Regions from separate parts of the Homo sapiens genome. Here regions 2 and 3 are each linked to region 1. Evidence: chromatin loops called from intact Hi-C (ENCODE). Cell type or tissue: Caco-2. All regions are shown on one strand.

Evidence for each region. A loop is a pair of places that touch in the nucleus more often than their neighbours do. Peaks named below come from ENCODE experiments on the same cell type or tissue, not always from the same donor. Only the 100,000 strongest peaks of a DNase experiment are listed, where the experiment ranks them.
Region 2: a loop joins it to region 1, with 2.8 times the contacts of the local background. A loop is called at or near these places in 4 of 110 quality-filtered maps.
Region 3: it touches region 1 in a loop (16-fold over the local background); 64 of 110 quality-filtered maps call a loop at or near these places.

What each region holds. Positions count from the first base shown.
Region 1 is chr10:42,749,960-42,757,959 of GRCh38, forward strand. It overlaps LOC283028 (a long non-coding RNA gene), which reads right to left and starts at 5,244. Exons shown (of 1, transcript NR_136644.1): 1 at 1,225-5,244. It overlaps LOC105378269 (a long non-coding RNA gene), which reads left to right and starts at 5,183. Exons shown (of 2, transcript NR_134498.1): 1 at 5,183-5,466. RefSeq lists a silencer at 5,802-6,096. In Caco-2, CTCF peaks have their summits at 3,383 and 4,497; DNase peaks (open chromatin) are centred at 3,352, 3,729 and 4,502; H3K4me3 peaks cover 2,184 bases.
Region 2 is chr10:42,860,420-42,868,419 of GRCh38, forward strand. No RefSeq gene overlaps it. Among named protein-coding and RNA genes, the nearest start is that of LINC02623, 7.1 kb to the right of the region's middle. RefSeq lists enhancers at 5,414-6,047, 6,048-6,681 and a silencer at 6,460-6,529. In Caco-2, CTCF peaks have their summits at 4,382 and 6,404 (motif pointing right); DNase peaks (open chromatin) are centred at 4,345 and 6,452; H3K4me3 peaks cover 304 bases.
Region 3 is chr10:43,101,180-43,109,179 of GRCh38, forward strand. RET (ret proto-oncogene) reads left to right here. Exons shown (of 20, transcript NM_020975.6): 3 at 1,163-1,450; 4 at 3,773-4,014; 5 at 5,197-5,392; 6 at 7,852-8,000. Among named protein-coding and RNA genes, the nearest start is that of RET, 28 kb to the left of the region's middle. RefSeq lists enhancers at 246-745, 3,592-4,343, 4,833-4,932 and silencers at 4,343-4,572, 7,883-8,000. In Caco-2, a CTCF peak has its summit at 4,489 (motif pointing left); a DNase peak (open chromatin) is centred at 4,402; H3K4me3 peaks cover 1,129 bases; H3K27me3 peaks cover 267 bases.

The sequences.
Region 1 (8,000 bases):
TCTGAAAGAAATTTTTCCTGGAAGATTACATCTATGACCTGCAAAGCTTTATGCTTCTCTCTGTATTCCAGATCTTGTGTTTTTTTTTTTTATATGGGAAAAGTTACAATTTTTTTTTTTTGAGACAGAGTTTCGCTCTTGTCACCCAGCTGGAGTCCAATGGCGTGATCTCAGCTCACTGCAACCTCTGCCTCCTGGGTTCAAGCGATTCTCCTGCCTCAGCCTCCTGAGTAGCTGGGATTACAGGCACCTGCCACCACGCCCAGCTATTTTTTGTATTTTTAGTAGACACGAGGTTTCATCATTTTGGCCGGGCTGGTCTCAAACTGCTGACCTCAGGTGATCCACCCACCTCAGCCTCCCAAAGTGCTGGGATTACAAGCGTGAGCCACCACACCTGGCACGATTATGTCTTTTTAAATGAGAAAAATTTCTTGAGATCATAAGGGAAAAAAAAAATCCCTAAGCCAAAGTAAGTCAACCAAGAAGAAAATGAAAATGAAAATGAAAAAAATATGTATTTTAAAGAAAGTAAAGTGGACATAGCAGTCACTCTGAAATCTGGGTATAGAACCACCTTCATCTCTAAAGTTTATATTTAGCCAACCACTATTCTAAGCAAGGTTGTGGTAGGAATACCTACCAACTATTGTAGGCCACATGTCACTTAAACAGGCAAAAAGTAAAGCAAAGCCATAATTGTGGTTTGATATTTTGGATATTCAATCTCATTTCAGTATTTGCATGGTCTCACATTTTGGAAACAAAATTGTGGTGATTTCACTTGTCTCTTCATATCATGATTATACTTAAAACTGAGAAACAAATGTAGACTAAAGAAGTAAACACTAAAGGGTGAGATCATGCAAGTTAAACAGATATGCTTTCTCAGGGGAAGGTCACTTACCCATCATGCGCTGATATATTTTTGTGAGCTTATATGGTTCTAGCGTATTTACAACTTGACTAACTTTACATGATTCACTGTGTACTGTAGAATATAATTAAATTGACATTTCCTGGTACAGAATAAATTTGCATATGAGCGAAACAAATGATGAGAATAAATAAGTCTGAGGCCATATAATTCCACTGGTTACCAATTTGTGTCTTCAGCTCTACACCAAAGCAAATATTACAACTCTGAACAAGCAAGCAGGCGAAGAATAGATTTGCTGTAACCTCAGATGTCAAAGAATGCATTTATCTCTGAAAACATTTGTATTTTTTTGTCACATTGTACTTTATTTAAAGGTGGCCACAGCATTAAAGTGTCAGTTCATTTTGTACAACCAGAAATGGAAAATGAGTCAGTCAAGCTGAAGCAGAAGTTTCTAACAAAGTCTAAGGCATAGTTCTATATAACTAATAATAAGGATACAATATTTGGCTTACTGAATTCCCAAACTGAGGTCACTAAAATTTAAGAATATCTACCAAAACTTAAGCGAAATCTCAGAGAAACTTTAAAAATAACATTTTATTTTTGATATTTCAAAATGTTTCAATCAATATTCTGAGCCTAAATGTGCAGGTGAGTGCTTTCTCCATCTTTGCACATGTGAAGTGCGCCTGAACCATAGCCCCATATTTCTCAAACACCATCACACTCATAGAACAGAAAGGAAAGGGTAGTTTCACCAGCTAGCCCCCACAAGCCACTCCCTGGGGTCCTCCCCAGCACCTGCTAAATTTGGGAGGCCTGATTTCAGGGGGGTGGATAATGAACTGGCAAAATAAACCCAAAAGAATCGTAATTACAAAGACCAACTCAGGTTCCAGTTAGACAGCCCATACCAGTGCTTTTGATGTTAGCTGCGGTTAAGGGGGCAGGAAAGGCTCCCACTCTATGGTCCGTGGCGTGGTCAGCTCAGCGCTGCCACCTTGGCGGGCTCCATCTCACCATGACCCTCTCAATCAGGCTGATGGTGTCTCCTTATGCCAAGTGGAAGGAACTTCAATCAAATTCTGACACGACCTGCAAATCCTCTCGGGCCCTGGGCTACTGGTTAGGCCAGTAGGGCTGTGTATCAACCGATTAAACCCATTAATAACTGGCAGCACAGCACGGCCTCCTTCTCAACAAATTACGATGCCGATCCCGGAATCAGCCATCCAGGCCCATGGTCTTTTGTCCTTAAGCTTTCAAAACGCCTCCCCTGCTTCATGCTTTCTAGTCTTGAGGACTTGGCTTCAGCGTGCTTCTGAATTGCCGCTCCCTCTGGTTGACAATTCTTTTTTTTTTTTTTTTTTTTTTAAGACGCGGTCTCACTCTTGTTGCCCAGGCTGGAGTGCGGTGGCGCGATCTCGGCTCACTACAACCTCCGCCTCCCGGATTCAAGCAATTCTGCTGCCTCAGACTCCTGAGTAGCTGGGATTACAGGCGCCCGCCACCACGCCCGGCTAATTTTTGTAGTTTTAGTAGAGACGGGGTTTCACCATGTTTAGGCAGGTTGGTGTCGACCTCCTGACCTCAAGCGATCTGCCCGCCTCAGCCACCCAAAGTGCTGGTATTACAGGCATGAGGTCCCGCGCCCGGCCGACAATTTACACTGTTCTCCAGTTGGGGCGGAGCGGGAGACACTATGGAGCCCACCTCTGCAAGAGGCAAGGCTTGGCGAAAGGCAGAGACCCCAACCATGGGAAGGTGCACTTTGGGCACCGAACTTTAGGGAAAGCGCTCTGGGTCAGGCGTCTCCTCCAGAGTGGTCAGTTTAGAGTTAAAAAGGCCGCCTTCAAAATAGTTTTAAAATCTATACATTTACCCAGACATACACATTTTTCGAGACAGGGTCTTGCTCTGTCTCCCAGGCTGGAGCGCAGTGGTGCGGTCGCAAGCCATCTTCCTGCTTCAGCCTCCCGAGGAGCTGGGACCACAGGCCCGCGCCACCACGCCGGGCTAATTTCATTTCGTTTCGTTTGTTTTATTTTCGTTTGTTTGTTTTGTAGGGATGGAGTCTGACTGTGTTGCCCAGGCTAGTCTTGAACCTCTGGGCTCAAGGGATCCTCCCTCCTCGGCCTCGCCAGGTGCTGGGGATTCAGGCTTGAGCCTCCACTCCCGGCCCTATTAATTATTCTTAATTAAAACATTTCAAGGACGCAGTGTTTGGGGCCAGCGCGGCGTTTGCAGTGGCTGCTCCAGCCTCGAGGCCGCAGGTCACCGCGCGGGCCCCGTGCCTACTGGCCCGGCAGTCCTGCGGGTCAGCTCAGGGGAGTGCTCTGGAGAGCCCTGAGCCCACCTCCTGCGCCCCGCCCAACCTCGGGTCCCCAGGCCCAGCCTCTGACACGCCGCTCCCAGCGCGGCCACGCCACAGCTCCGGGCTGCGCTCCCCCAGGCAAAGGCGCCGCCGGCGCGTCCAGCGCGGCCTCCTCCTCCAGGCGGCGCTTGTGAGTCAATGGAAAAGTCCTTGGCGAACTGAGCAGCCGCCTAGTATATCTCTGAAGCCTCCTGCGGAGACTTCACGGCTTGTCCCAGGAGCTTCTACAACAGCCTGGCATTGAGAGTAGAGTTGTAATATTTTCCGCCAGTTTTTCCCAGCCCGGCCCCGAAGCGTCTGATCTTAAAGTCCACGTATCAGACTCCGGGGGGCGTCCCTGCAAGAGCGCCAGGTCCCCGACACCCACCAGGGAATGAATCTGCGCCCAGGTCCCCGACACCCGCCAGGGAATGAATCTCCGTCCCAGGAGAAGGGCGTGGCGAGGGGAGAAGCAACAACCACAGGACCCGTGACAGTGGCCAAGCCTTAGAGGCCCCGCATGCCTGCCAGGCGCCCGAGCCCACGCAGTCCAGGTTTCCCCATCCGGGCGGGAACCAGCTGTTTCCCCTGCACGGGCGAGGGCGCTGGGGTCACCTCCGCCGACGCCAGGCGTGAGCTCCAGAACCCGCTCCCAACCGCCCGGTCCCGTGAGCGCGGGGAGCCTGGCTCTCGCCTGACAATAAAGAAATCATCACGGACAGAAGGAAAGAGGAGCGAGGCTGGGAAGGGAGCGGCTTTAATCCGGGGTCCGCCCCCTTCAATTCTCCAGCGCAGCGGCCCCGAAAGTGGGGTGGGGACGGGGATTGAGGCTGAGCTCGCTTCTTCCTTGTTTTCCGGGTCTCGCGCCTCTGAAGCGAACTGGGCCTGGAGGGGTGCTGGGGATCGAGGGAGCGGCGTTGGTGGGTGACCGAGGGAAAGGTGGGGCCAGCCCCTGGGCACCGGTCGGAGGAGGATTACGAGGCGGAGCCGCTGCCTGCCCGCGCCTCACCCGCTTGGTCCACCCAATAGCTCCGCTGTAGACTCGCGGCGGCAGGAGCGGCGGGCCAGATGGTGATTACAACCCGGGGCGCTATCCCTTTGGAACCTGACCCCCAACTCCGCTCAGTAACCGGATTTCCGGAAGCCGCGACCTCGAAGCCCCCAGCGTTTCTCCACCGACGGCGGGGCCGGGGCTCCTGGAAGCCTCGGAGCCGCAGCTCCAGCCTGCAGCGCACGCCTTGGCCCCCAGGGAGCAGAGAGGCAGAGTACCCCCCTGCATCCGGAGCATAGCAAGCATGCCCCAGGCTGAGGACCTGCGACTTGGTGGGACTTCGGTGCCCGCCCCTCCGCCACTACAGGGAGCAGAGGCGGCTCTGGAAGTCGGTTTAGTGCGGAGACCGCGACCGGAGGAGCGCAGAACGCTCCTCCCAGCGTCCTGGGCTCCGCAGGCACAATTTTTAAACCAGAGGCGAAATCCGAGTCCCGCCGCCCTCCGGGGAGGGAGCGTGGCCGCCTAGCCGAGCCCCTTCTCTGGCTCCGCCCGCTTTTGCGCCGCGAGGCCGCCTGGTGAGTTCCAGGGCCCTGTGGTCCCCCAGCCGCCGGCGCTCTCGGGTGTCTTTTGGCCGCGGCAGGAACGGAGCTGGGCGCTCAGACGGCGCCGGGGTCGTTTCTGTGCCCCCGCCCGGTGGCCGGAGCCGCAGCCTTGCCCCTTCCCCACTGGGGCAGCGCCTGCCTTTCTCGCGGCCGGACCGCGCCGGAGTCCCAGGCCCCAGGCAGCCCGGGCCGCAGCTGTCATGGAGAAGCCCGGCGCGTACTTGGGGTGCCCGGCAGGAGCCCCGGCCGCCTCGCGCCCTTCTTCTCACCCACGACTGTGGCCGGCGGCGGCCTCTGCTTCCCGGACAAAGCTGGAGATGCTGCTGCGGAGTCGGCCCTGGGACCTGCTTCTTCTCTTGGCTCCGGGGCCCGCAGCCGTCGGGGCCCGGAAGGGCTCCCCGGGGCGTTCCCTCAGGAGCGGTGGCCAGGGCTGATGGGGCGTGTACGACGCGGGACCCCGAGCCCGGCAGCAGCCAAGTATGGCAAGGACCAGCGCGAGCATCTCCCCACTGCGGCCGGGGACGGCGTGGGGTGGGAGCCGACCCGGGACATCCAGGTGGGATCGGCCACCGCTCAGGCGCTGTCCCAGGCGAACGCCGCCAGGGGCAGGCTCAGCACCGCCCAGGCCGCCGGCTCGGTGAGCGCAGAGAGGGGCCCCCGGTTTATGCCAAACGCGTGTCTTCTCCAACCTCCTCCTTAAGCCCCTGTCTCATAGGCTGGTTCCTGTCTCTCTCCAGTAGTTCCTGGGTGCCTGGGAGCAGAGACGGCCCATTCTCCCCAAGCTCAGCTGCAGGCTTCAGTGACCTGGGCAAAGTGCGGTTAACCCTGACCACCTTTTGGGGAGGAAGGCCGGTTGCTCCCCTAGCCTCCACTGTGGCACTAGGAGGCAAGGGTAGCCAAGCTGATCGCCGGTTTCATCTGTACCCACCCCCACCCCCACAGGTGTTGAGATGGGCAGTGACAGGTGGGTTGGCAGCCGGACTGGAGTGGCATGGCTAACTGCCCTGGGCACCATATTCCCTGCCTGTCACCACTCCTGGCTGCCCAAGTAGCAAAGCAAAGTTACAATGACAAGATCCAGAGAGGGGAGGCTCCAGCTGGAGATGGCGCTGCTGTCACAGGCCACCTGAGCAACAATGTGACAGCTTCTCATGGGGGCGGGATCTGTCCCCAGTCCCTACCCCGCCCTGGCTTGATCCTTGTCGGTGTCTATTTCTTTGCCTTGCTCTTATCTCAGCCTGGCTTCCCTTCCAGGATGTCAGCTCTGAGTGTCTCTTGGTCCACGCTTGTCTCCATCTCTCCTTTCTCTTCCCCACTCCCTAAACTCAGGACCCAGTCACTCCTGCTCCTTACACACATACACACCCACACTAACATACATGCACTCTCACATTCACTCTCGTTCCCCCCCCACACACACACTCCCACCCTACCTTAGACAGGAAACAAGTTTCCCTCCCAGAACCCTTATAAAGACCTGTGGGGAATGACCGGGATCTGGGCCCCCCGTAGGTCTGTGAGTGAGCCTGTGTGTGTGCAAAGGTGTGAGCCTGTGAGCATCCATGTGGCTGTGGAATTTAGAAAGCATGTGTGTACACACGTGAGTGTGACAGTGAATTGTTGAGAGTTGAAACTGTACATTTGGGGTCAGTGTGGTCTTGGTCATGTGGGCACACAGGTGAGCTCCGGCTAGGGTGGAGGGATGTGAGTGACTCGGAGTGTGGAAGCTGAGCCCAGGGCAGATGGACAAATACATCCTTTGAGCTCCTATGGAGGCTGCCACCCCATACCTTGCTCACCTACTCCCTCTTTGTCATCCTGGGTTCCGTCAAATCAGGATGGGGTGCAGGAAGGGGGAGTGAAGCTGCTGACCTCTGGGAAGGGGCCTGCACGCTCCTTGGGCCTGTCAGCCACTGATCTGTTCCATGTTCCTATAAATACTTAAAAATCCTAGCTGCTGAGGAGGAAGACATCCTCCACCAGCCAGCTGGGGGTCCTGGCCTGGAAGCTGGTGGGGAGGGAGCTAGGGAGCAAGACACATGGGGGAGGGGAGGGGGGATCGCATCAGCGAGGCTGGCATCAGGGACTCCTGAGTTCCGCTCCTAGTTTTGCCAAAGGTTAGCCTGGGTGCCCCAGTATGTCTTCATCAGGAACTGCAGAGCCAGAAATACCATCTATGCCTCTGTCCCAGGAAGCAGCCCTACCTCTGCCTGAAGAGAGAGACTCCCCCGTCAACAGCCAGCTTTCTGCCTTCTAGTCACGTCTCTCAAGTAGGGGTAAAGAGAGGGGTATTCTTGCTTTTTTTGTAGTGGGGAGCGTCTCACTGTATTGCCCAGGCTGTTCTCTAACTCCTAGCCTCAAGTGATCCTCCTGCCTGTAGCTCCCAAAGCACAACAATTACAGGTGTGAGCTGCCACACCCAGCAGCTTCTTACTCTTTAAACGCCAGACAAAATTCTTCTGGAGTTCCTGGAGGGGATTGTCTCTTTGAACTGAAAATCTTTCCCAGGACACCTTTATCAATCCATCAGGCTCTTTCTGGATTGGAGACAGAAGAAACTGCAGTTCAATGACCCCCTTTGCAAGAGCCCCCTCTGCAGCCGTTGAGGGGAGCGAAAGCATTTTCATCTGGCCTCACCCCCATCTGCAGCCAGCTCTTTCACTTCTGGAGCTGGGCTTGTTGTGATAACCTGGAAGAGGGGGAATTAGTTGGGATGACTCACTTGCTGGAGCCCATCAACACTAGACCAGGCTTGTGGCCAGATGCCTGGTTAACCAGCCCAGGAGAGCTTCCTTTCTCAGGAAGAGAATGATTATTGATCCTCTATACCCATTGCCCAGGACAGTGTCAGGCACACTATAGGCCCTTGGGCATTTGTGTGGCATCATCAGCATTACGCCTGTATCACCAAGTCAAGCTTTCCCAATAGCAGTTGGTGGCAAACTCCAACTCCTAGTGTCAGAAGGCATCACAAAGCCCAGATGTCCTGGGCCTCCCAGCTCAGGCAAGCCTAGCGTGGACACAGAAACCCTTGACACTGAGCCAATATCTCTTCCCCCTGTATGGCTTGAATTTCAGATATATTGATGTTGAGCCCTTCTGGCCGGCAGTGGGACTCCCCTTGGCCTTACATAGGTAATGCCTATATCCTGGCCTGGGCTTTTCCAAGAA
Region 2 (8,000 bases), 110 kb after region 1:
TACAAAACTTAGCTGGGCGTGGTGGCAGGCGCCTGTAATCCCAGCACTTTGGAAGGCGGAGGCGGGCGGATCACTTGAGGCTAGGAGTTAGAGACCAGCCTGACCAACATGGGGAAACCCCGTGTCTACTAAAAATACAAAAATTAGCCTGGCATGGTGGCACATGCCTGTAGTCCCAGCTACTCGGGAGGCTGAGGCAGGAGAATCGCTTGAACCTGGGAGGTGGTATGTTGCAGTGAGCGGAGATCACGCCACTGCACTCCAGCCTGGGCAACAGAGCAAAAACCTGCCTAAAAAAAAAAAAAGTATCACATGGAGACGTGTGTCCGTTTGGGACTGTTTTCCAGCCTTTCCACACTCTCTCCCTCCCCATCTGTCCCTCCATCTCCACCAAGCTGTGTTTTGATGTTGTGTTTGCATGATTTGGTGTATCTGGCATTTTAACATTTGCAGGGCAAATTTCTCTTCATTTTGGGTTTTTCTCTGCCTGTTCTTTTGTGTTTATTCTTTCAGATAAACTTAATTCTTTTTCCTTTAATGTCCTCTGATAAAAATATGCTTCAGAGACCACTGCATGTCACTGGGTTATCAGTTTTAATAGCTGCAAAAATTACATGGAGTGCTTAGACCATCATTTATTTAAGGAGTCTATTTTGGTTGTTTTCACTTTTCCCCCATGCCCAGTGGCGATGGCTTTTGTGCAGTGTAGAGGTTGAAAGAAAGGGAGTTCCACTGCTTAAACTCAAAATGTGTTTCTACTATAGTGGGCCCTCCCTACCTATGGGTTCCAATTCATGGATTCAACCAACCATCAGTTGAAAATATTCAGAAAAAGAAGTGGATGGTTCTGTCTGTACTGAACATGTACAGACTTTTTTCCTTCCTGTTAGTCCCTAACAGTATAACACCTGTTTCCATAGCATTTACAGTATACGAGGTATTACAGGTAACTTAGAGATGGTTTCAGCTCTACAGGAGGATGTGCGCAGGTTACATACAGATACTATGTCATGCACAAGGACTTGAGCTTCGGTGGATTTTCATATCTTCAGGGGTCCTGGAACCAATCCCCTACAGAATCCTAGGGATGAATGTATTTGCCAGTCCTGTGACTTGGACCAGGCATTTAATCTTTCCCAGCCTCCATTTGCTAATCTTTATAATGGTGATAAGTGTTAAACCCTTCACTGTTTCAGTGGGGCACATCCCAGCACACGCTGGTGACCACTTTTCTGGAGTAGATTATTTGAAGCAGGATTGGAATCATCAGTCAGGGAGTAGGTACATTTCCCCTCCACATTTGCAAGTCACTTCGTGTTCCTAAACGGTTGTACCAGATCCCATGTCCTCCCACAGGGCAGGAAGTGCCCATCTCCTGACTCCACTGGTGGTGAAGGGGCTCAGGGCTTTTCATCTTGCCAGTCTGGTGAGCACAAGGCGCTTTTCATTATTGTTTACATTTGCATTTTTATTAGACAGCAGGAGGGTTTTAGCATCTCTTCAAGTGTTTATTGGCCATTCTCCTGTCTCCTGCAATTTGTGCCAATCCTCTGCCCATTTTTCTGTTGGGTTGGTTGCCTTTCACATATTGATTTTGTAAAAGCTCTTTATATATTCTCCATTTAAATCCCGTGGCTGCTTATAAATGTTATAAAAGACTTTTCCCTGGTATGATGCTTACCTTTTGACGTGTCCATGAGGCCTTTCTGTATTCAGAGGTTTTCAATACTCGTATAATCAAACCTGGTAGTTTTCCTTTTGGTTTTGAGGTTGTGTCTTGTTTGGGTGAGTCTTTCCTACCCCTTTGACTACAGAAATGCCCTTTCATTTATAATATCCTCCTATTATGAAACATATTTCCACATTTTCTAAATTTTTAATTTTTAGCTGAGAAATAAATTAGTAATGATTAAAGTATTAATTACTTTTATCTTGTTATTAATTATTGGTTTTATTTATTTACATGTAGTTGGCTTACATTTAGTTTAGTTTAACTTAATTACTTTAAAGTAATGTATAAATATCTTCAGTTTGTACCGCATGTTCTCACTCATAAGTGGGAGTTGAACAATGAGAACACATAGACACAGGGAGGGGAACATCACACATCAGAGTCTATCCGGGGGCTGGGTGCAAGGGAAAGGAGAGCATCAGGACAAATACCTAATGCATGCAGGGCTTAAAACCTAGATGACAAGTTGATAGGTGCAGCACATGTATACCTATGTAATAAACCTACATGTTCTGCACATGTATCCCAGAACTTAAAGTAAATTTTTAAAAAAATTAATTAATTAAAAATATATATCTTCAGTTTGTAAATGTCCCGGCAACACGGGAACAGAGTTAAAAGAGTGTGTGTCGTCCTTAGCTGCTCCCACCCCCTCATCTCCTCCCTAGCCATCCCAGCCACCAGTCTGGCCTGCGCCTTTCAGGTTTCTTCCTAGACGCTGGCATACATAGATCACTATTTTCTGCCATGTGGTATCTTTTAAACACACACGATTGTTTTGTGCAGAAACTTTCTATTTTTACCTCTCATAAGTGTCCTGTGGGTTCTTTCCATGTCACTGTGATGTGTGTGCGTATGTGAGATTCAAGTTCAGCTTGCTAATCTTGTAGAAAGAATTACGCTCCACTTCCCCTGTGCTCTGGCCCTCCCTAACACAGCAGCCCATCCCTGGAGGCTGATGGAGCCCCTCGAGCACTTCTGCTTACCATTTCTCTTTGTTCTGTTTGTTCAGGTTTTCTGCCTCCTGCTAAGCCAATTTATACATTCCAAGAAAATCTTCCATTTCATCCAGGTGAAACAGAACCTACTGGAATGAAGCTGGCCTCCCGTCTCCTTGATTTGAAGCAGCTTCTCCACATTGGTTATTATGCCATTTTTCTAAATCTAACGTTTTAAAATTTGTGCCTTTCCTTTCTCTTTTGCTTGACTTCCCAGAGGTTTTTTTAACCGTCTTTTCAAAGAAGTGGTTTTGGGTTTTATTTATCAAGTCTACTTTTATTATGGCTGTTTTAAAATTAAATATATTTATTTCTTGTTTCCCTTAAAAAAGCTTCTTGTATGTTTACTTAGTTTATATAATTTTATATGTCTTTTGTTGAAGCATATTAACAAACACTTGCAGCTATAACATTTCCCCTGGGAACTGCTTTGGACATATCCAAAGATTTTGATAAGTCACACACTTATTGTAGTTTGTTTCTGAAAAGTTTTTCATTTTAGTTTTTATTTTCTCTTTTATTCAAATTATCATGCGCTTTCTCCTTTTATCCTGTTTCTGACAAATTAATCTAAGGATATAAATCTCTCCCTAAATGTCAATTTTGTTGAGTTTCATAATTTTAATATGTAATACCCTATTGCTATTGAGTTCCAGGCATTTTATAATTTTCATTGTGAAAACTAACTTTGTTTCCAAAACACACTTTTTCTTTTTTTTGAGACAGAGTCTCACTCTGTCGCTCAGGATGGAGTGCAATAGCACAATCTCAGCTCGCTGCAACCTCTGCCTCCTAAGTTTAGGTGATTTTGTTGCCTCAGCCTCCCTAGTAGCTGGGTTTACAGGCTCTTGCCACTATGCCTGGCTAATTTTTTGTATTTTTAGTAGAGACAGGGTTTCGTCATGTTGCCCAGGCTGGTCTTGATCTCCTGACCTTGGGTGATCCACCTGCTTCAGCCTCTCAAAGTGCTGGGATTACAGGCATGAGCCACCATGCCTGGCCCCAAAATGCACTTTTAACATGGTCTTTGTTACTGCATGTTTCTAATTTTGTTGCTCCCTGGTGAGAGAATGTGATTTGTATAACAGCAATTCTGGGAAAGGGGCTGAAGCTTCCTGCTCCTTTAGCACAGCTAATTTTCCCAAACGCTGTCCATGAGCTTGGAAAGAGCATTGTACTCTGTTGGGATGGGCTCAAATCTCTCTGTAAAAATGAGTGTTCTTCTGTTGTTATTGTTTTGGTTTTTGTTTGTTTTGTTTTGTTTTTTGTCTCACTTGTTTTGTTTGCTCAGATCTTTTGATGATCTGGATAATCTTTTAATTTATGCAGGATGTTTCTCTGCTTGTGCAGGCTGGTGGGATGGGGGACTGGATAGAGGACAGGTGTCTGCTTGCCCAGGACTGGCAAACTGTCACTTGCCCTGGTTGTGCCTTGCCAGGAGCTCCCGTGCCTGTCTCTGAGAGTGTCATGAGCTCAGTGGTGGTAGTTGTGTGGTGGATGCACTTCCCCCTGGGTTGGGGGGTGGGTGGCTGGTCCTAACTGTTTGTTGTTGCAGATGAGACACGGGCGCACTTCTGCTTCCTGATGGATCTTGTCAGTCGTTTGACTTCTTCCTGGTCTGGGCTCCTGAGTTGGCCCTCTGCAGGCCAAGCAGGAATGGAGCTGGCTGCTACAAGAGTTCCTTCACTAGAGGGCATCTCTCCTCTCTCCTCCCACACATGGGAACACGCGGGTGGGCTTTCCTCCGCCCACTGTGGTCCACAGCCCGGCTTTCCACTCCTCACCCTCTGCTCTCAGACAGACCTGCTTTTCCCTGGTGTCTGTGAGAGGTGATTCTTCATTGTGCCAAGAATGTGGATTTTTTTGAGAGCAGGGACTCTCACAGATATTTGCACACCCATGTTCAAAGCAGCATGATTCACAAGAGTCAAAAGGTAGAAGCATTCTGAGGGTCTATGGGTGAGTGGATGGACAAGCGAAATGTGGTTATGCATACAGTAGACTGTTACTGAACCTTTAGCAGGAAGGAGATTCTTTTTTTTTCTTTCTTTTTGTGGAGAATGGGGTCTCGCTATATTGCCCAGGCAGGTCTCGAACTCCTGGGTTCAAGCTATCTTCCCACCTCTGCCTCCCTAACAGCTGGGATAATAGGCATGAGCCTATAATATCACCCGGCCAGGAGGGAAATTCTGAGAGGCATGCCAACACGCATGAGCCTTGAGGACATTGTGCTAGATGGAATAAGCCAACCACAAAAGGACAGATACATTGCGATTTCACTTACATGAGGGGCCCAGAATGGGCAAATTCAGAGACAGAAAGAGCAATGGTAACAAAAGGAGGGAGCTGGTGTTCAATGGGTTCAATGCTCAGTGGTGTTCAATGGGTATGGTTTCCTTTTGGGAAGATGAAAAGGTTCTGGAGATGGACGGTGGTAGGGGATATGCGAAAATGTGAGTGCACTTAATGCCAGTTAACCCACACTAAAAGATGGTACAACTGTGCATTTTATGTTAGGTATATTTTCACCACAATTAAAAAATTTGAAAAGAGCTTGGATTTTGGAGCTGATCTGCCTGTTTCAGATCCTGCCATGAAGTTCTACGAGCTTGAGCCAGTTCCTGGGCCTCCTGGTGCCTCAGTCCTGCATGTAACACGGCGAGCGCGTGTGCACACGGCTCTGGGAGTTCTCGTGCAGCACTCAGAGCTCAGCGTGGGCGAGGGCGTCACCCTTCAGGGGGCGTCCATGGGGCCTTGGAGAAGGGAGGCTCCGGGGCGCCACAGCAGTCTACCGGGAGAGGCCAGGCCAAGCGCTTGTTCACCCGCAGCCCTCTTAGGGAACTTTCACATGCTTCTCCCACTAGGCCTAGGCACCCCTCCCCACCCTCCCTGCCCTCCTGGTTCCCTGATCCTCAGTGACCTTGTCCTTCAAGACTGAACTCCAGAGTCCCCACCCGAGGACCCGCAGTGCCCGGCCGCCGCGAGCTCGCGGGGTGTATGCCCGCCCCGAGGCTCCACCGCGCCTGTGTGCCGGGAAGCCTGGCTCCACAGGACCCTCAGGCACTGGGCGCGCCGTCGCTGCAGCTGCCAGGAGCTCCTGAGGAAGTGGCTCGAGGCCCCGGGGCGGGTCAGGCGTAGGGTGGGCCCGCTGCCCTCACACCCGCCCCGGCCGCACACAGGAGGCGCGATCAGCAGAGTCGTTGGACAGGTTTGGACACCGGCTGTCTCTTTCGGGCCTCGGTTTTCGCGTCTGAAATAAAAGCGCGCATCCTGGCCCTGGCGCGGTGCCTCTGCCGCGGTAGAGGTTTCCACCATGAGCCCAGTGCGCCTTCCAGGCTCGAGGGAGAGGGAGTGTGCGTGCGTGTGAACGCGTCACACTCTTGTGTGAACGCGTCATACGCTTGTGAAAGACGGTGCTTGTGCACACGCGTGTGCGTGCGTGTGAACGCGTCAGGGTACCCGAGGATGCACACACGCACGTGTGAGTGTGCGCGAGTGCGTGCTCAGAGGACAGCTCTCAGCAGGCTGGGGACCTCCTTCCTCTCACCCCTGAGGGTTTTGGGGGACCAGCCCCCGTATCCGGGTGCTGCGGGATCCCCTGAGGCGAGCGCGCACCGCTGTGCTCGGGCTCCGGCTTTGTGGGGACCCGGCCTTCCCGGCCCGCACCACGAGGAGTTCCACGCAGTAGCCACGAGGTGGCACCGCAGACTCGCTACCGCGGAGCGCGGCGGCTCCCGGCTCCCAGCAGCCTCGCCTAGGGCTGTGGCCAGGGCGGTCAGTCTCAGGCCCAGGCCGCTGCTGCCAGGAAAAGCAGGAACAATCGCCAGTCACGCCTGCTGATGCCCCTGAAGTGCTTATGCTCCCAGGCATGGGCTGACCGCAACGTGCATTCTCTCCTTTTATGTCCCTACTGTTTGGAACCCTGTTTTTGTTTTTGTTTTTGTTTTTGTTTTGTAAATCTGCCGCTTAAAATACCCAGGGTGGAGCTAAAAGTACAGACACTGCTCAACTTACCCCTGGCTGCGGCCCGATAAGGCCGCTGAGAGTGGAAAATGACTGAGTCCACCTGACTACCGAATAGCACAGCGTGGGGGCCTACCTTGGCCTGCTGAGAACACTGCCCTGAGCCTGCGGTGGGCAGAAGCATCAACACGAAGCCTGTTTTGTAGTCAAGTGTCGGATACCTCATGTAATCATTGACTACTGTACTGAAAGTGAAAAACCGAGTTGCCGTGTGGGACTCAAACGAGGGTTTCTGCTGACTGTGGATGGCTTTTGCATCACTATAAAGTTGAAAACTGTTAAGTGGAACTGCGGTTAAGTCGGGGCTGTGTGCACTAGAGACCTGAGTTCTGCCGCTCCATAGCTGTGTGACTTTGGACACATATTTGAGCCTGAGTGTCTTCTACACAAAATGGATTTCTTAGCATAACATACACATGTGTACGCGCCCGTGAGCATACGCGTGTGTGTTTGCATGAACACATCTGTGTATGCACGAGTGTGTGCACATCTGTATGTGGCTGTGTAAGTCCGTATGTACATTTGTGTGCATGTCTGTGTGTGCATATGTTTGTACGTGTGTGTGCTGTGCATGTGTGTGTTAAGGCCCTGGGGTGGAGCTGAGTTGTTGAGGGGAGATGCTGGGAGGGCAGCCAGCACCAGGTGTTTGTTGGCCAGGAGAGAAGCTGCCATCCAGGTGCACTCTGGGGCTCCTGCTTCAGTGGCACAAGGCTTCGGGATTGAGGAAGCTGGGGGCTGGAGCAGGGCAGTCCTGCACCTCATGGGAGGTGCAGAGTGAGGTCAGGAGGATGGAGAGAGTGCCAGAGAATGGGGGGAATCTGAGGCATCAGGAAAGGAAGACACAGGCCACGGAGAGGGCAGCTGGGCCCTGGGTGAGGCCGGCCCTCAGGAAGGAGGTGCCACAGGTAGGGGAGTGCCCAGATGGAGAGCCCAGGGGTATGGACCCACGGGTGTATGACAGTGGGGGTACTCCTGAAACCGCAGTATTATCCAACAAGCAGGGTTGGGACAACTAGTTATTTCATTTAAAAAAACAGGTCAATGTCAGTCCTCATTCTATGCTTTAAAATAAGCTCCAGATGGACTCATGCTTTACATGTAAAGAAGAAAAGGCAAAAAGAAAATAAAGAAAAGGCTTGTAAGCAGGTAGTTAATTGGGGGCAATCCCAGGATGCAGGAGAGAGGGGATGGAGCCACAGCAGGTCTGGGGAAGGGAGAAAAGCCGGCCCCGAGACCAGGGCCCAAGG
Region 3 (8,000 bases), 350 kb after region 1:
TCCAGGGAGGAAAGAGGAGCAGTCAGAGCCAGAGTCACGGCCACATGTGACATTGGTAATGGGAGGGGTGGGGGGGAAGCAGAGCCCCTGTGACAGGAAACGGTGATGCTGCACCTGGTAGCTCCCATCCCTAGCACCCCTCCAGGGCCACAGCTTGCACAGCCCTCACAACCACCCTGAGCCCTGTCTGCTGGTGAGAGGCAAGCCTCAGGCTATGAATGCAGAGCAGGCATCCCTGCCCTACCCAGGCCTATCTGCCAGGGACAGCCAGGGTGCAGGGGAGGGAGGAGACTTGGGTGGGCAACTCCCTCCGGCGCAGCCCAGGCAGTTCCTGGAGGAGGCAGCATCTGAGGTTGGTCGTGGTTCTACGCACTTAGTTGCTGCCCTCTTCATCCTGAGCCTCCAGGGTGGAGCTTGAGGAATGGGAGTCCCTGGGTGGGGGCCAGTGTGGAATTTGCCCTGGGCCTGCATTTCGTAGGAGGCCTAAGCCCTCCAAGGTGGGGAGAGGCTTCATGCACAGCCAGTTCCTGTGGAGGAAGAAACCACAGGGTAATTTAACAGGGAGAGTTTGTGTAAAGAATTAATTACAACAGGGGATTGGAGCAATGAGGGACAGGCTAGCAAAAAGCAAAGAGAATGCCAGAGAATATGGGAAGAGCAGCTCTGAGGAGCAGCCGCCCACCTAGGGCTGAGATGGAGGCTGGGAAAGCCCTCGCAGCCCAGCTGAAATGGCTATGGCGCTTCGGTGATGGAACTTGCCGGAAATGCCCCCTCTAGGCATTGGGGAAGTATGTCTGCGGCCACTCCAAACCTCCTGAGGAGGGTGTGGCAGGGGGGGTGCTGGTCACCCCTTACTGGAGAAGTTGCCACCATCAGAGTTGGGGAGCCTTAGACCCAGTGCTCAACACACCTCCCTGAGGAAGGGGCCTCTAAGCCAAGAACTGAATGATGAGAGCTAGGCCTGTGGGGCATTGGTGCTGGGCAGCAGGGCTGTGCAGCAGAGGTAAGGAGGTGGCAGGCAGAGCTGGAACACCAGTCTGAGCCTTGTGGACCTTGGTGGGGACCAGGGTTTACACCAGCCCTGGAGCTCCTGCCTCCTCCCCATTCCCGACTGCCTGGCAGATGTGGCCGATGCCCCCACAGACCTGACTTCTCTCTGCAGACCGCGGCTTTCCCCTGCTCACCGTCTACCTCAAGGTCTTCCTGTCACCCACATCCCTTCGTGAGGGCGAGTGCCAGTGGCCAGGCTGTGCCCGCGTATACTTCTCCTTCTTCAACACCTCCTTTCCAGCCTGCAGCTCCCTCAAGCCCCGGGAGCTCTGCTTCCCAGAGACAAGGCCCTCCTTCCGCATTCGGGAGAACCGACCCCCAGGCACCTTCCACCAGTTCCGCCTGCTGCCTGTGCAGTTCTTGTGCCCCAACATCAGCGTGGCCTACAGGCTCCTGGAGGGTGAGTGCCGACCTTGTGGGGCCGCCCCACAGTGCCTGCTACTGCTGGTCTTGCTCTGCGAGCCCTTGACACAAGCCATCTGGTTTATTCTTCACCTTCATGCCATCAGTTCATTCAATATTCCAGAAGTACCTCTTGCATGCCTGCCAGGGGCCAGGTACTGTTCTAGGAGCTAAGGATATAACAATGAACACAACGGGTTGGAATCTTGCCTGCCTGCAGCTTTCATTCTTGTGGGGCAGACAGAGCGTCTGAGCATGCCAAGGAAATCAGGTGGCTTCTGGAAGGAGCTAGCTGGGGAGGAAACTGGGAAGAGGGAAACGCTGAAGAGGAGGGGAACAGACGAGGAGACCTCCATTCCTCTATCGTAAATTGGGTGGTCAGGGTGGGGGCTAGCAGAGCAAAGGTGGGAGGGTGCCGGGTAGGCAGGCCTAGCCCCTTGGAGGGCACCACAGTGTGACCCTCGTGTGCCTGGAGTGCACTGAGCGACAGGGAAGAGCTGAGGCTGATGGGGCAGAATAGTTCCTGGGGCAGGGGGCAGGTCTGGGAGTGGCTTGCAGGGCTTTCTCCGGAGGAACATGGGGAGCTATGGAAGACTTTGGAGGGAGGGAGTGCTGGCAGGACCTGACTTAGTTTTAAAAGGATTAGTCAGACTACTGTGTTAGGAATGGTTTGGGGTGGGAAGGTTCAGGGGCGAAGCTGGGAGACAATCAGAAGGCTACAGGAGAAACCTCTGAACAGGAGGATGTGGGGTGTGATGCCGGGATACGGGTGGAAGCCGAGGCATGGCGAGAAGCAGGCAGCTGCAGCCAGTCAGAGGGTGGGATGAGCTGGATCCCAGTGGAGAGGGGAGAAGGCAGCTGACTAGGTGCAGGGAGGCCCCATTTGACCATCAGAAAGTCAGGAAGTGGGGCTCAACCAGGTCACAGAGGCTGCACCGCTGGCAAGTGTGTCCTAAATTCACACTAACTTTATCACACAAACATGGCAAGAATATTAAAATCTCAGTAAAGGAAGACAAGCCATCACTTATGCTTCCCCAGATTCCTTTCATTCTCTGGGGCAGGGTTGATGGAGCACTTGGTTTTTTGCATGCTGCCCTTTTTCACTAAAAATTATGTGATTAAATTTAGTTTAGTGGGGGGTTTTTTGTAATCACACTCAACAGAGGAAAGCATTATATGATAAGCATTTCCCACATACGTAATTCATGCGCAAGGCATGGTTCTGCCTGGGAGGCTTGTGGAGTTGCCCCCGCCTCCTTGGGGTGGGTTGTGGGGTCTTCAGCGGTGACCTTCCGCCTTCAGCATGCCCCCTTTTCTGGATTATTTCTGGAGGACAAATCCGAGGTCAGGCTCGTTGAAGACTGTGTTGTGGTTCCTGGCCCTGCTTCAGGGGCGATGTAGTCTAGCGCGAGCTGCCATGCAGGGCACGGAGCATTCGCTTTTGTCTCGACATCCGGCCTTCAGAGGATGACCAGCCTGGCGACGCACTGGACAAGGAGGTGTAGAGTGGGGATGCACACTAGGCGGTCGGAAATCATTATGCGTTAATGTCACATCATACCCCAGATGTCCACTGTGTTTGTTTTCAAGTGGTAGAATCGTGGCTTTCTCACGTTCTCTAAAATGAACACATATTGCTTCCATAATTGAAAAAAAAAAAAACCTAACAGTTTTTAAAAAGCAGCCAAGGTCACCAATATGGTGAAAGGCCGTCCCTACTAAAAATACAAAAATTAGCCGGGCATGGTGGCGGGCGCCTGTAGTCCCAGCTACTCGGGAGGCTGAGGCAGGAGAATCGCCTGAACCCGGGAGTTGGAGGTTGCAGTGAGCCAAGATCGCGCCACTGCACTCCAGCCTGGGCAACACAGCGAGACTCCATCAAAAACAAAAAAAAAGCAGCCAAGGCCAGTAGCTGGCTCTCTAGGGCTGCAGTGCAGCTTGGGCTGAGGCAAAGCCACCCTTCCCCACACAAGGCCACTCCTGATCAAGGCCAGGTGGGCGGAGGGGTGTCCCAGTCCCTACTGGTTGATCAGGGTGCCTGGTCCTGGCTCTTCCCAACCAGCACGAGTGAGGACGCAGCTGCAGCAGGACGTAAGCACAGTCATCGCTGCAAACTGCAAACTCGTAAGCACAGTCATCGCTGCAAACTGCAAACTCGTGCTCCGAGCGCTGCCCTCCCCTGTGGAGCGGAGGAGGGGAGGCCTGGGGCCGCGGCGGTGTGCGCCCCGCTCTGACCGCAGAGCCCCCTTCCCGAGGAAAGCGGCTGGCCCGGTCCCGGCTGGTGATCACGCGGGGCCCCTGTCTGCTTGGTGCGCAGGTGAGGGTCTGCCCTTCCGCTGCGCCCCGGACAGCCTGGAGGTGAGCACGCGCTGGGCCCTGGACCGCGAGCAGCGGGAGAAGTACGAGCTGGTGGCCGTGTGCACCGTGCACGCCGGCGCGCGCGAGGAGGTGGTGATGGTGCCCTTCCCGGTGACCGTGTACGACGAGGACGACTCGGCGCCCACCTTCCCCGCGGGCGTCGACACCGCCAGCGCCGTGGTGGAGTTCAAGCGGAAGGAGGTGCTTGTCCGCGCGTGCTGTGGTCTACCCAGTGTCTGTCTCCGGCCACAGTTCGTTTCTCGGTCGGTTTAGTGTCCGTGTAGCCACCCAACCGTGTGGCCGACCATTCGCGCTTTCATTTGTCCTTCGCCTCCGTCTGCGCCGTCTGTCCTAGGGGGAGGGGAAGGGGGAGTCCTGCCAGCACCCAGCTGGGCCTTGCCTCGGGAGGCAAGGACCAGGACGAGGCCCGAGGGCTCGCGTCTGGGGCATACTTGTGCCGCTGCAGGCGGGCGCGGCGCGCTGCCCGGGCGGGGAGCATCTGCCGGGAGGGCACTCCCTCCCACCAGCAGTTAGCCCCCAACGGGAGGGCCCTTGAGTGACCACGAGCAGAGCCGGGGATTGGAGAAGGACGGGAAGGCGGATCACCTCCGGCGCCGCCCGCCCCGCCCTTCTCCGGCTCGCGCTGGTGGAGCGCGACCGCCACCTGCTGGGCCTCGGCCTTCCTGCAGCCGGCCCACCCAGCAGGGGCCGTGGGAGAGTGGGCGTGGGGACTGAGGTAGGTAGTACGTTGCCTTGTTCCGCTTCTCTGGGCACACCACGTGCAGGTTTGGCAGGGAAAGGGGGTCTGGTCGAAAGCACAATTTGTGAGTAAAGGCTATGTGGGCCTCCCTGGGGTGACAGCAGAGGCCTGGTGGGCAGAGCCATCCAGGTGCCCAGCGGCTTTCCTCACAACCCCCTCCAGCCTGGGGTAGGAGGATGCTTGGAACAGAGCGCTCTGATGTACACCTGGCCTCGGAGCTCGGCTCTGCCGGCTGTTCCTGTGTGACCTTGACCTGACCTTCACCCTGTGGGGCCCAGCTTCCTCAGGGGAGAGTGGAGGTGCTCATCCTGCTCTCTGGGGACCTGGATGGGACCTGCCAGCAGGGTGCCTGGGCATCGGCTGTAATTCTCCTTATAAGAGGTCTGCATTGTACCTGTTACACAGGCGAGGCTCAGTGGCTCAGGGAAGGTGACGGCCAGGCTGGCCAGTGACCCCGTGGGAACTTGAACCCAGGTCAGACTGTCCCCAGACCTGGCTCTGACAACACACATCTGGTCCACCTATGGGCTGTGTGGGACGTGCAGCATTCTAAGGTCTCTGGTTTTGGGGGGTCTGAGGGGCCCATCTCGCCTGCACTGACCAACGCCCTCTGCATCCTGCAGGACACCGTGGTGGCCACGCTGCGTGTCTTCGATGCAGACGTGGTACCTGCATCAGGGGAGCTGGTGAGGCGGTACACAAGCACGCTGCTCCCCGGGGACACCTGGGCCCAGCAGACCTTCCGGGTGGAACACTGGCCCAACGAGACCTCGGTCCAGGCCAACGGCAGCTTCGTGCGGGCGACCGTACATGACTATAGTAAGAGGGGCTGGTGGCACGGCCTGGCTAGGCCCCCAGGAAATGAGGTGCTCGCTCTTCATGGGCAAGCAGCACCCTACACACATGCACACCTGGCATGGCCCTCTGTGGCCCAAGCCACTTCCCCTCCACCCTCTGCCCAGCACTTCCTGTGTCTCTGCCAGGCCTGCCCTCCAGCCACCAGCAGGGCTTTCACCATGGGACCTCTCTCCCTGAGCTGATCCATGGCCGACCCTGGCAGGGCCCCACCACACCCCCCTGCTGACCTCACCAGGGCTCACCACCGACTGCAAACACACATGTCACCTGAGGCTTTCCTCCAGCCCCTGGCACTCCATCGTTGCCCCTAAGGCGTCCCAAGTGCTTACGGATTATTGCTCCAGCCTCAGCAGCTCTCTGCTAAACAGGCTGGTGTACAGAAGCAGCCCCGAGCCAGGTCAGGGCTTCTGAGCCCATTATCCTGCCTGACTGCTGACATGCCACCATGCTCACCTGCTTGCAGGGCACCTTTCAGCAGCGGCCTTGCTTCCTGCCTCCCTCCGCCACCTCCTGCAGATTTCTCCTGGGATCGCCTTCCAAATAAACCACCTGCATTTGGGGTCTGTGTCTGGTGGAACCCCAGGCCATGAGTCCTTCACCCCTTTCTGCCTGGCCTGGTCCTGTTCATTCCTCAGTCCTCCCCACCTCACCAAGCCTATGGAGGCCCCACTTGTCAGAGGGGAGACAGCCTCCTTGCCCTGGCACTGAACACCCTGTGTGCCAGAGTGCCCCTCCCATCATTGTTTCCACCACATGAGATCCACAGTGGCAGCACGCGGCAGGTACACCGATGGCATGACTTCCAGGGCTTGGCCTGCGGGGTCATTGGGTCTGCTGGAGGTTCCTGCAGTGGAGGGTAGTTCTGCCATGCTCTGGGGGAGCTGTCTGGAGGGCTCTAGTGTGTCCTTCCCAGGGCCTTGGTAATGTAGACCTTTAACCCCCCATGCCTCACACACACACACACACACACACACACACACACACACACACACCCTGTTACCCAAAAAACGAAACTCTGTAAAACATTTTAAAGAGGTTTATTCTGAGCCAGGATGAGTGACCACAGCCTGGAGAAAACACAAACCCAAGAAGCCTTGAGTAAGTGGTCCCCAGGTCCAAGGTGGTGGAGTTACAGTTTGCTTTTATACATTTTAGGGAGACAGGAGTTACAAGCAAGGACATAAATCAACACACAGAAGGTATACATTGGTTTGGCCCCAAAATGCAGGGTATCTTAAAACAGGGGCTTACAGGTTAGAGGTAGATGCAGAGATTCTTTAATTTACAGTTGGTTGAAAGAGTTAAGCTTTGCCTAAAGACTTCAGGTCAGTACAAAGGAATGTTAAGGAGGCCTGCTATGTGTCGCCTGATGCTATACAGGGTCAGGAGGGAAAGTAAACCACGTTATACCTGGGTAACTTAAAAAAAAAAGGTTTTTAACAAGATTTTATGGACCAGGCATAGTGGCTCACGCCTGTAATCCCAGCACTTTAGGGAGACCGAGGCGGGTGGATTGTTTGAGTCCAGGAGTTCGAGACCAGCCTAGGCAACATGGTGAAACCCTGTCTCTACAAAAAAAAAAAAAATACAAAAAATTAGCCAGGCGTGGTGGCACATGCCTGGATTCCAGGAACCTGGGAGGCTGAGGTGGGAGGATGGCTGGAGCCTGGGAGGTCAAGGCTGCAATGAGATGCAACAGAGCAAGACTCTGTCTCAAAAAAGAAAACCAATGTTATGGTTTGTAGGGTGTTTCTTAACCCTTGCCTGGCATGGCCTTAGGTCCTGTTTATAATTTGGTATCTTACTGCCACAAAGAGTCCGATCTGTCAGTCTTATGATCTCTGTTTTAATGTTAATGCCGGTCAGTTGTGTCCAAACTCCAGCAGGAAGAGGGCCTAATAAGGCAAGTCCACCCTGCCTTCCTGTCATGGCCCAGAATTCTGTTTTTAAGGTTTTTCTGGTGTCCCTTGGCCAAGAGGGGATCTATTCAGTTGGTCCGGGGACTCAAGATTTTAGTTTCAGTTTACAACTCTATACACAAACACCCCATACACACAGGCACCAATACCCTATGCACAGACACCACACAAATGCATACTACACACTTACACATACCACACACACGCATACCATGCAAGCATATCATACACACAGACACCCCATACAATGCGTACACATGCACACACACACAGGCTGCCTCAAATTGAGAAGGGTTCCTTGGACTTTCAGTTCAGTAAATCCCAACGTTTGAACATTGGTGCTAACTTAGGACCAGCCCCAGGCCTGTTGCATGGCACTGTATGTGTGAAAGTGCGTGTTTGCACCAGTGTGAGTGCAGGGCTGTGTCTGGGAAGAGGTGTGCTACACATGAGGAAGCAGCCAGAGCAGCTTGGTGGTCATTGTTGTGCCCCTACCTGCAGGGCTGGTTCTCAACCGGAACCTCTCCATCTCGGAGAACCGCACCATGCAGCTGGCGGTGCTGGTCAATGACTCAGACTTCCAGGGCCCAGGAGCGGGCGTCCTCTTGCTCCACTTCAACGTGTCGGTGCTGCCGGTCAGCCTGCACCTG